2 separate regions of the Homo sapiens genome follow, and region 2 is linked to region 1. Evidence: chromatin contacts called from ENCODE Hi-C data. All regions are on one chromosome and are shown on one strand. Each heading gives the region's core, a stretch centred on a gene start or an enhancer-like site at or near the end of the contact. The rest is flanking DNA. Distances are from core to core; before and after follow the strand shown.

Evidence for each region. Hi-C counts contacts between places; a loop is a spot of excess contacts on that map. Pooled maps may share reads with other maps.
Region 2: a map of natural killer cell shows a loop between it and region 1 (11-fold over the local background). The contact joins the promoter of FAM131B-AS2 here to the enhancer-like site in region 1. A Hi-C loop is called at or near these places in 2 of 168 maps with a recorded cell type or tissue (naive thymus-derived CD4-positive, alpha-beta T cell and natural killer cell) and 4 of 50 pooled maps.

The regions. Positions count from the first base shown.
Region 1 is chr7:138,749,860-138,754,933 of GRCh38, forward strand. ATP6V0A4 (ATPase H+ transporting V0 subunit a4) reads right to left here. Exons shown (of 22, transcript NM_020632.3): 11 at 2,766-2,978. Among named protein-coding and RNA genes, the nearest start is that of TMEM213, 46 kb to the right of the region's middle. RefSeq lists an enhancer at 302-1,104. Within about 2 kb of position 2,797, at least 8 of the 41 ENCODE cell types and tissues checked have a DNase peak (open chromatin) inside an H3K27ac peak, as active enhancers do; they include natural killer cell, where a contact is called at or near this core.
Region 2 is chr7:143,377,201-143,382,274 of GRCh38, forward strand. FAM131B-AS2 (FAM131B antisense RNA 2) reads right to left here and starts at 3,825. Exons shown (of 2, transcript NR_161353.1): 1 at 3,066-3,825; 2 at 1,955-2,909. ZYX (zyxin) reads left to right here and starts at 4,145. Exons shown (of 10, transcript NM_003461.5): 1 at 4,145-4,209; 2 at 4,357-4,579; 3 at 5,048-5,074. The coding sequence starts at 4,372. It also overlaps a transcript of FAM131B not described here. RefSeq lists enhancers at 2,705-2,784, 2,941-3,841, 2,965-3,054 and silencers at 3,555-4,584, 4,615-4,664.

The DNA.
Region 1 (5,074 bases), core at 1,547-4,046:
CTCTGGTTTCAGTCAGTCGATCACCCAGCAAAGCTTGCTAGTTCTCCTTTCGGAATCTTTCCTCCGATTCCCACAGCTATCACCCTAGCTCCAAGCCTCAGCATCTCTGCCAGCCTCTCCCCTCTCCGTTTATCTAACACCTAGATTGCTCAAGCACTCTTTTAATAAAACAAACAAAAAGCACTATTTTACTCATGTTACTCTCCTGCTTTAAAATCTTCAAAGGCTGCCTATCGCCTAAAGAATGAAATCAAAACTCTTTAGTCTTGTGATCAAGACTACTTAACAATATGCCTTAATCCTCCATTCACACCTTCACCCTTCCCCACGCTTCCCCATGGAAACTGGCCATGTCTACACTAGCCACCTCTCTTCTCCACTTGCTCAAGTCTTTTTTCTTTTTCTTTTTTTTTCTTCCTGAGACAGGAAGTCCCAGGCTGGAGTGCAGTAACATGATCATAGCTCACTACAGCCTCAAACTTCTGGGCTCAAGTGATCCTCCCGCCACAGCCTCCTGAGTAGCTGGGACTACAGCCATACAGTGCTATGTTACACAGGCTGGTCTTGAACTCCTAGGCTCAAATGATCCTCCCACCTCAGCCTCCCAAAGTGCTGGTATTACAGGCGTGAGCCACTGCATCCATTCTACCTACTCGAGTCTTAACAATTCCAAGTGCTCCCTGTCCAGGAACCGTACAGCCACCGCACACCCGACAGCACGTGCCACATGCACACCCACTGGGATCTGACACCAGCTGGACGAGTGCTCACGGTCCCAGCTTCAATCCTCCTCTGCTTTCAGGAGGCCGCACCTCCCTTCACCTGCTCCCCGGCCAGCCTCCCAGCGCTCTGCGCATGCATCACTTCCTCCAGGACGCACCCCCGCCCTGCTCAGCCTGGTTGAAATGCTTTTTAAGTGCCCCATTTAGGTGGTTTTTGGACCATGATGTGGGGGCATCGACTGTTTTGAGGAACAGTTTCTGTATTCAAACCCTGCCTCCTGGCTATAGGACTGTAGTCAGGTTACTTCTACTTTCTGTGCCTCCATTTCTTTATCTGTACGAAGGGGATAAAGAAAGCTCCCACCTTCTAACCCATTCCTACTGCAAGGCCTTTACCTTCAGATTCCTCCGCCTGAAAAACCCTTCCTCCCGCCCCCAACCTTCCCATGCTATCAATGCCGCCTGCTCAGAGAGGGTTTCTTCAGATAACACGAGATCTGCCGTCACCAGATATGCCACCCAGCTAGTTCCCCATCGGCCAAACCAGCTGCATGCCACCCACTCCTCAACCTAATGGCTTCACTCCTCCCACCCCGTGAAATTATTCAAACAAGCTAATCACATCCTTCTGCAAGAACCAAAGGTCACCTCACCCTCGTTCACTGCAGAGCCTGCCTCCCACCGGCCCTGCTGCTTCACTCTGCTCCCAAACGCAGTTCCCGAGGGCAAGCCCTGTGTGGCCCGCATGGCGTGCGGTGTCCTTCTCCCCTGGGCTCTGAAGACGAGTGACTAAAAACAGCTGTCAAGCCCGTCTGTCCAGTGTCAGGGTAATGTGTTCGGCCATCTTGTACTATTTAGGGCAGGAGGGGGTCCCTCCTTCAATGGGGTGAATAACGGTGATCAGAACAAGCCCCCACTCTCCATCCTGCCCCTCGCCGTCCCCTGCTTGGTTTCCTGCCCACCACTCATCACTGCCTGAAATCTCATTAGTCACGGACATGCCTCCGTGTCCCTTTCTAGAATGTCTATCAAAGCAGGGTCTTGGCCTGCCAGTGTGTAAGCCCTAGATCCGTTCCTAGTACACAGGGAATGTCTAAGGAATGAATGGAGGGAGCGGTGAGAACTCAACGAGGACAGAGTGCTTAGCCATCTCGGACACACCGCAAGCGATCTACATATTTTGGCTCTTATTATAGATGCTTGGTTATTCATCTTTCTAGCTAGACTATAACCTCCATGAGGTAACAGGTGGTATCTACAGTCTAGCAGAGTGGAGCTGGGCATGGTGGCGCGTGCCTGTAGTCCTAGCCACTTGGGAGGCTGAGATGGGAGGATCACCTGAGCCCAGGAGTTTGAGGCTGTAGGGCAGTATGCCCATGCCTGTGAACAGCCCTGCACTCCAGCCTGGGTGTCATAGCGAGGTCCCCATCTTTAATAAGAAAAAAAAGACAAAATCCCCCCAAAACGATAGTCTAGCTGAGAGACTGGCACATTAATGCTCAGTATGGCCGGGTGTGATGTCTCACACCTGTAATGTCAGCACTTTGGGAGGTTGAGGCAGGCGAATCACCTGAGGTCAGGAGTTTAAGAGCAGCCCAGCCAACATGGTGAAACCCCGTCTCTACTAAAAATACAAAAATTTGCTGGACGTGGTAGGGCGCACCTGTAATCCCAGCTACTCGGGAGGCTGAGGCAGGAGAATCACTTGAACCCGGGAGGCAGAGGTTGCAGTGAGCCGAGACTGTGCCACTGCACAACAGCCTGGGCTACAGAGCGAGATTCTATTTTTTTTTTTTTTTTAAAAAAACCTCAATACGTACTCACAAAAGGTCAAAAAATGGTGAACAACTGTCAAACACTGAAAAGACAAAGGAATTTCTTTTATGTCCTCGAGTGGGGTTGATAACTGAAGACACAAAGATGAAGGAAGCAATCCTACCACCAAGTCACTTGAGTTCATGTGGCCCATGAGGCCAACACCCTCTGAGAGCCCAGCAGAGGGGCTGACTCATCGGACCCCTCCTGGCTCCACCTGCCACGCACCATGCCTTGCTCCAGTGCCCTCTTGATACGTGTGGCATCTGCCACCGGGAACCAGATCTCGGCGATGACACACTGCTGGGTGACGTCGATGTTGCACATGTTCAGGATGTGGTAGACAGCTTTCATCTTCTGCACCTTGATGAGCCAGGAGTGCCAGTTGGCAGCGGCTTCCTGCAGCAGGCGCTGGCGGTGAGACTCTGTTTGTGTTATGACCTATACAAAAAACAACACACAGGAAAACAGAGAACCTTCACAGAGCTGTTTGACAAGGTGCCAAAAATGGAGTGTCACAGGCCACAGCAGCTTCCTCTGCTCTGGCAGGCTCCTTTGACCTGTGGCTGTCACCTGGCCTTGAACTCTCCTGAGCAGTTTATCTCCCCCGCTAGAGGCTAAAACCCTTAGGCAGAGATTGTATCTTCCTTTTCTTCTAAATTCCTCATTGTCCTATTGTTATGGGTTGAATTGTCCACATAAAAGAGTCCTGAACTCTGATACCTGTGAATATGGCCTTTTTGGAAAGAGGGTCTTTGCAGATGGAATCAGGTTAAGAAGAGGTCATACTGGATTTGAATGGGCTCTAATCCCATATGACCACTGTCCTGATAAGAAACGTAGACACAGAGGCACACAGGGAAGAATACCACGTGACAACAGAGGCAGAGAAGTAGGCACTTGCAAGCCAAGGAATGCGGAGGACGGCCCGCAGCACCAGAGCTGGGGAGAGGCAAGGAGGGGGCTCCCTTCAGGTCTTCCGAGGGAGCACGGCCCTGCTGACGCCTTGATTTCAGACCTCTGGCCTCCAGAACCATGACAGAATAAATCTTTATTGTCTTATGCCACCCAGTTTGCTGTAATTTGTTACAGCAACCCTAAGAGATTACTACATCTACCACAACCCTTTACATACATAATCCCTCCAATAAATGACAAGTGAATGAATGAAGGAATGAATGGACAATTGGGCCCACACAGAATTTATTTAATGGAATCATTTTTATGTTTTGATGATACAACAAACAGGGTAATCTTTTTCAGCACACATGGCCTCTGTAAGAGACACACTGTAAGACAGACATGCTGGCTCTAAGATTAACGAGAGCCATGAGGCCACCGAAGCATCTCACAAGCCCAATACTACCTGTCACTTTGCAATATAATGCCCCCTGGCCTGGGGATTTCCAGGAGACAAGAGCACCTCAGCACAGAGGTGACTTTCAGAAACCTCAAAGAGCATAGCCCGAATTATATGCCTCAGCATCAGACAGTGTCTAAGATTCATCTTTGGCAGGGACTGAGCCAAAGGAGAAAGCTGCCCCTGCAGAAGCTGCTCAGCTGGGATCATCTGAAGCCCTCGACACAGCAGCAACCCGTCATACTAAATGTAAGCACACATCTAGCAGAATTTATTTTCCATTCTCCTCATGACGTTTTCATAAAATCAAGCATGGAGAATTGGGGGGAAAGGACTTCAATGGCTTTGGGGAAACAGTGTTCCTGACAAGTGACAAAGAAGTAATGGAGAGGATTAAAAAATTAAACACAGGCCAGGCGCAGTGGCTCACGCCTGTAATCCCAGCACTTTGGGAGGATGAGGTGGGTGGATCACCTGAGGTCGGGAGTTCGAGACCAGCCTGACCGACATGGAGAAACCCCATCTCTACTAAAAATACAAAATTAGCCAGGCATGGTGGCGCATGCCTGTAATCCCAGCTACTCGGAAGGCTGAGGCAGGAGAATCACTTGAACCCGGGAGGCGGAGGTTGCGGTGAGCCGAGATTGCGCCACTGCACTCCAGCCTGGGCAACAAGAGCAAAACTCCATCTCAAAAAAAAAAAAAAAAAAATTAAACACAGGTTTTCTGGAAAAGTAAAGTTGTCTGCTAGCCTAAGGGTTTTGAAAGAGGCACATATCTAATTTCTTAACATACTTGTCCAGAATCTAAAACTGAGTTGACTTCTACCACAGCCACATGCAGCTACTAAATTTTATGTATTTTATTTCCTTTTATTTTATTTTGAGATGGAGTCTCGCTTTGTTGCCCAGGCTGGAGTGCAGTGGCGCGATCTCGGCTCCCTGAAACCTTTGCCTCTCAGGTTCAAACGATTCTCCTGCCTCAGCCTCCCGAGTAGCTGAGACTAGACTACAGGTGACTGCCACCACGCCTGACTAGTGTTTGTATTTTTAGTAGAGATGGGGTTTCACCAGTTTGGTCAGGCTGGTCTTGAACTCCTGACCTCAAGTGATCCACCCACCTCAGCTTCCCAAAGTGCTGGGATTATAGGCATGAGCCACCGCACCCAGCCCTAAAA
Region 2 (5,074 bases), core at 2,575-5,074, 4.6 Mb after region 1:
TCCCACCTCAGCCTCCCAAGGTGGTGAGATTACAGGCATGAGCCACTGCGCCTGGCTGTGCTGTTAACAATTCTTGACATCTTCTGGAAATGTGCTATTTTACAAAAGCACGTATACATATAGCTTGCATATACAAAATGTGTGTATGTGTTCACATGCAGATAGATATATAAACAGACAGAATTTGATGGTGTCATGAGACAGAAAGAGAAAATGGTAGCCCACAGGTATAAAGTAGGGGTGTTGGGGTGAAGGCAGACTTGAAAGGGGCTGTTGATGGACCAGGTAGGAGGGCCTGAGGAGAAGTGATGGAATACAAGGATGGAAGCAAGGATGGGGCAGGAGAGTCTTAATATTTGTGTTGCAAAAAAATTTTGCAGTTTAGGAGGTGAGAAATCCAACATCCAGTTAGCCTCAGTTTCCTTAACTAAAAAATGGGATAATGATGTATATTCCTCACAGGTTTATAGTGATGATTAGAAGGGGCGAATATATATATAAACAAACATACATATATGTTTGTTTGTTTTTTGGACAGAGTCTCGATCTGTCACCCAGGCTGGTATGCAGTGGTGCGATTTTGGCTCACTGCAACCTCCGCCTCCCAGGTTCAAGTGATTCTCCCATCTTAGCCTCCTGAGTAGCTGAGACTACAGGCACGTGCCACCACGCCCAGCTAATTTTTGTATTTTTAGTAGAGATGGGGTTTCACTATATCTTGGCCAGGTTGGTCTTGAACTCCTGACCTCAGGTGATCCACCCACCTTGGCCTCCCAAAGTGCTGGGATTACAGGCGTGAGCCACTGTGCCTGGCCAGGGCTAATATATTTAAAGTGCTTAGCATTGCACCTCAAACAATATTCTAAGCATTCTCTCAGCGTGTGCTGCTATTATAGTTGTTGATGTTATTAGGGTGCTGCTATTGTTGCTGTTTTCAGAATGCTTCACGTGGTCCCTGGCCCGTGAGTGAACCTCTATCCATCTGCAGTTGGCATATGGAAAGAACCTCCTGGTCACATTTCTCTTTCCATTTTAGAAATCATTCTTTTGTTGTGACACTGTCTTTTCATTTTCCTTCCCTGACTGCTCTTAACTTCCTACTTTATGCTGTGCACTCTTGAAGAAAACTTTCTGGTACCTGATGGTTATAAATCCTTGGAGGCGCGTGAAGATGTTTTAGGTAGTAAAGGGCAGTGGCCATTTTCTCACTTTGTCTCCCTGGCCTGGTCTTAAGCTGTTGGGCATTCTTTAGTCAGGAACATCTTCTTATTTGCTGTACTTCACACATACTGCCTAAGGATATCAATTAGAATTGCTTACTTAAGAAAAATGCCCAGCAATCGTTAAGGCCACTCTTGTTCATTTCCTGCATTTTTTTTTTTTTTTTTTTTGAGATGGAGTCTCACTCTGTTGCCCAGGCTGGAGTGCAGTGGCGTGATCTTGGCTCACTGCAACTTCCGCCTCCTGGGTTCAAGCGATTCTTCTCCTGCTTCAGCCTCCCCAGTAGCTGGGACTACACGCTCCCGCCACCTCACCAGGCTAATTTTTGTATTTTTAGTAGAGACTGGGTTTCACCACGTTGGTCAGGCTTGTCTCAAACTTCCGACCTCAAGTGATCTGCCTGCCTTGGCCTCCAAAGTGCTGGGATTACAGGCGTGAGCCACTGCGCCCAGCCCATTGTCTTCATTTTAAGAGCACTGACTCTGCTGCTCCTCTTGAGACATCTTGGGCAGTGATTCTGTTCTTCTGGGATACTCTGGGTGTTTCTACTTGTATTTAGAATGGCTGGCTTAAAAGTCTTTGTTTGAATATTCCGCATTCTGAATGCTCTTAGTTGTCAGTAAAACTATGCCTGCCTACGCACTCTTCTATTTCTGATTTAAAAATAGGTTCAGCTGCCTAACAATTACACATACTCTATTTTGCACGCGCACATTACTTAAGGAGACATTTAGAGGGTAGATAGCTTTTATTCCTATGAGTTATCTTGAAATCATCTTCTTAACTATCTTTTTTTCCCCAAAGGGGCCATATTTTGAAGGATTTGTGATGAGACTTTTGGTCTGTGAAGCCCAAGACACAATCTCCAACATGCACAGGAAATCCAGTATCAAATTTCTAACATGTCTTCAGAGACAGGCCCAGGGCTGGCTTGAGCGTGTCAGAGAGGTGTGCACTGCGTACTACCCATCATACATGGCCACACATGCCTGTGGCTGTGAGAAATACTGGTGGTGACAAAGACAATGAGATGCCAGAGAAAAAGATCAGTGGGGTTTGCAAAAGTGATTAAGATGTCGTCCTAGGTATAATTAAAGACTTAATAAGGTTGAAGGAAAGAGAGGACATTGCACATACCGAGGCCCCTGAGAGATCTGCCTGGCAACCCAGAAAGGGACATATGGGGGAAAACGCCTTAGTGTAACCAGGTCAGAATTTTCATTCTGGGCAGAACTGGAATTTGAATAATAATACTGAGTCATATAGCGCATACAGCTATGACATTTCATTTATTTCTCTATATAATGCAATAAAGTAGATGGATTAACCGTGACGTTTACAGATGGAGCAGGGGAGAATGAAGAGGCGTCAGTTTGGGCATCAGGCTGGATCTTCACACTCTGACCTCACTCTGCTCTATCCTGCCCAGTGTTGCTTCACCTGATATCAGGGGTGCAAGGCAACCAGATCTGACACCAGTTTCAGTTTAGATCCTGCCTTTACCTGGGTGTGACCCGGGTCCATCTCTTCAGCTCGGCCTCTGCTTTCTCTTCATAAACTTTTGGGGTTAGTCCTCGGATGATCTCTAAAACATGGCCCAGGTGCTCCTTGCCAGTAGAGTGTAGCCGGATTTGGAGGGACTGGACACTCAGTGTGAACAAGACGAAGGCCTCAGGAGGCAGTAAAAGCTGACAAGAGGAGAGAAAATGAAGCGCCTACGGGTGCATACTGGACTAGCGGGCGAAAGGCCATGACTCCTTAGTTTGGAGAAAGAACTGGGGCCGAGATTGGGGAAGTTTCCCAGTGCAATTAAAAAAAAAAAAAAAAAGAACTAGAAGAATTACCCAGGTCTGGCTTCTTTCGTGTAGCCTGGGGCTGAGTCGCAGGCTGAGAAATCCAGTCTGGCCAGTAGGGGGCTCCACCAAGCGCAGTCTCAGAATGCCCAAGAGCTCCACCGTCGCCCGGGGTCTCCACCAAGCGCAGTCTCAGAATGCCCAAGAGCCCCACCGTCGCCCGGGGTCTCCAAGAGGAGTGGGTCGTGGTGGGCGTTGAAGGGCCGTAAAAGACGAGCAGCCCGCGTCCGCGTCCGTCCTCCCGGGTCTCCAGTCCGCAGGCGGCCGCCGCCTCGGCCCCGCCCTCCCACCTCCATTCCCGGCCCCGCGGACCCGAACGGTCCCTCTCGCAACCGATCTGCTGGCTGGGGCGCTGGGGATGCGAATTCCTAGAAGCCTTAAGAGGCTGCCCAGCGTTGGAAGTTCGTATCCCCAAGAATGCTGGAGGTTCCGGCTCACACACCCCCTCCGGGCACAGAGTCAGCTGGGGGGTGCTGGGAGGGAGAACGCCCCGCTCCTCACCCCCCATCCCCGTGCACCCTGGAGCCCAGCTCCATACGTTCGGCCACCCCAGGCGGACTCGGGGTGGCCGGGTAGCGGGTGGTGGCAGGAGGGGACCGGGTAACGGCAGGCCCGAGAGGAGGTCGCTGGGCCGGGCCGGAGGCGCACAGGGGCTGCGTGGCTACCTCGGCGGCACCCGCCCCACCTCCGCCGGCTAAGCCCGGAGGGGGACGGTGAGTCAGATCTCGGGCACCCGCGGGTCGGGCGGGGAGGGGGAGGCAGGTCAGGAAATGACATCAGAGGCCTGTGCTCAGGGAGTGGGGGTCTGAGCCGGGCTGGGGCGGCGGGGGCGGCAGTGAGTGGGGTGGGGGCGAGCGGACCTCGGCGGAGCCTCCGGCCTGAGGCAGGATCAGGGCCCCTTCCTGGGGGAGTTTCCTGCCTGGTCCGCCCTTCCCCGCTCTCCCCGCCCCCTCTCCGGGCCGCTCCTTGTATGGTCTGGGCGCCGCTCTCTCCCCGCCCCCTCTCTTCTCCCTCCCTCCTCCTTCCGTGTGTCCCTCCCCGCCCGGCTGGAGGCTGCTCCGGACCGGGACGCAGAGTCTGCGGACCCGGCGCCGAGGCGGCCACCCGAGACGCGGCGCGCACGCTCCGGCCTGCGGTGAGGCGCGGGGAGCGGCAGGGCGGCCCCACGGGGAGGGGGCGCGGGGCGCCGGGAGGGGGCGAGTGGGGGTCACCAAGGGGAGCTGGGACCGCCTGGGGCTCCTGAGCCCGGCTCCGCGCTGCGTAACCCGGCGACCCACCCCAGCAGCCCGGCCCGGCCATGGCGGCCCCCCGCCCGTCTCCCGCGATCTCCGTTTCGGTCTCGGCTCCGGCTTTTTACGCCCCGCAGAAGAAGTTCGGCCCTGTGGTGGCCCCAAAGCCCAAAGTGAATCCCTTCCGGCCCGGGGACAGCGAGCCTCCCCCGGCACCCGGGGCCCAGCGCGCACAGATGGGCCGGGTGGGCGAGATTCCCCCGCCGCCCCCGGAAGGTATGCGGCGGGGCTTGGGGAATGTACCCCGGCAGGAGCCGGGGTGGGGGGCAGTCGTTTCGGGAATTTGGGGATGTCTGGAAAGGTTGTTGCCGAGGGGGCTGGGCGCAGCCACCCTGTCCCGAGCAGATGTTCTTACCTCATCGTGGAGCTCGTGGCTGGGAGCCAGGGCTCCTGGGACCGTTCCAAGTCCCCCGCCTGGGAGTGGGAGTCGGGAATGTGGGGCACGAATCTTCCCCTCCGGGTCCGTTTTCCGAAGTGTAACGGGAGCTGCACCACTCCTCGGCAGTGCGCCCGGCCTTTCCTGACCTGGTACTCCCAGGGCGCCCTGCGCCCCTCCTTTGCTTCCCCACACGCTCTGGGACCCCTGAGAGAGTTCTTGGGTTAGGGGTTAGAGCGGTTAACTGAGGGGAGCTTGGGTGAGGGGTAGAGGGACCCCGGCCGACGTCTTTCTCCTTCCTACCCCAGACTTTCCCCTGCCTCCACCTCCCCTTG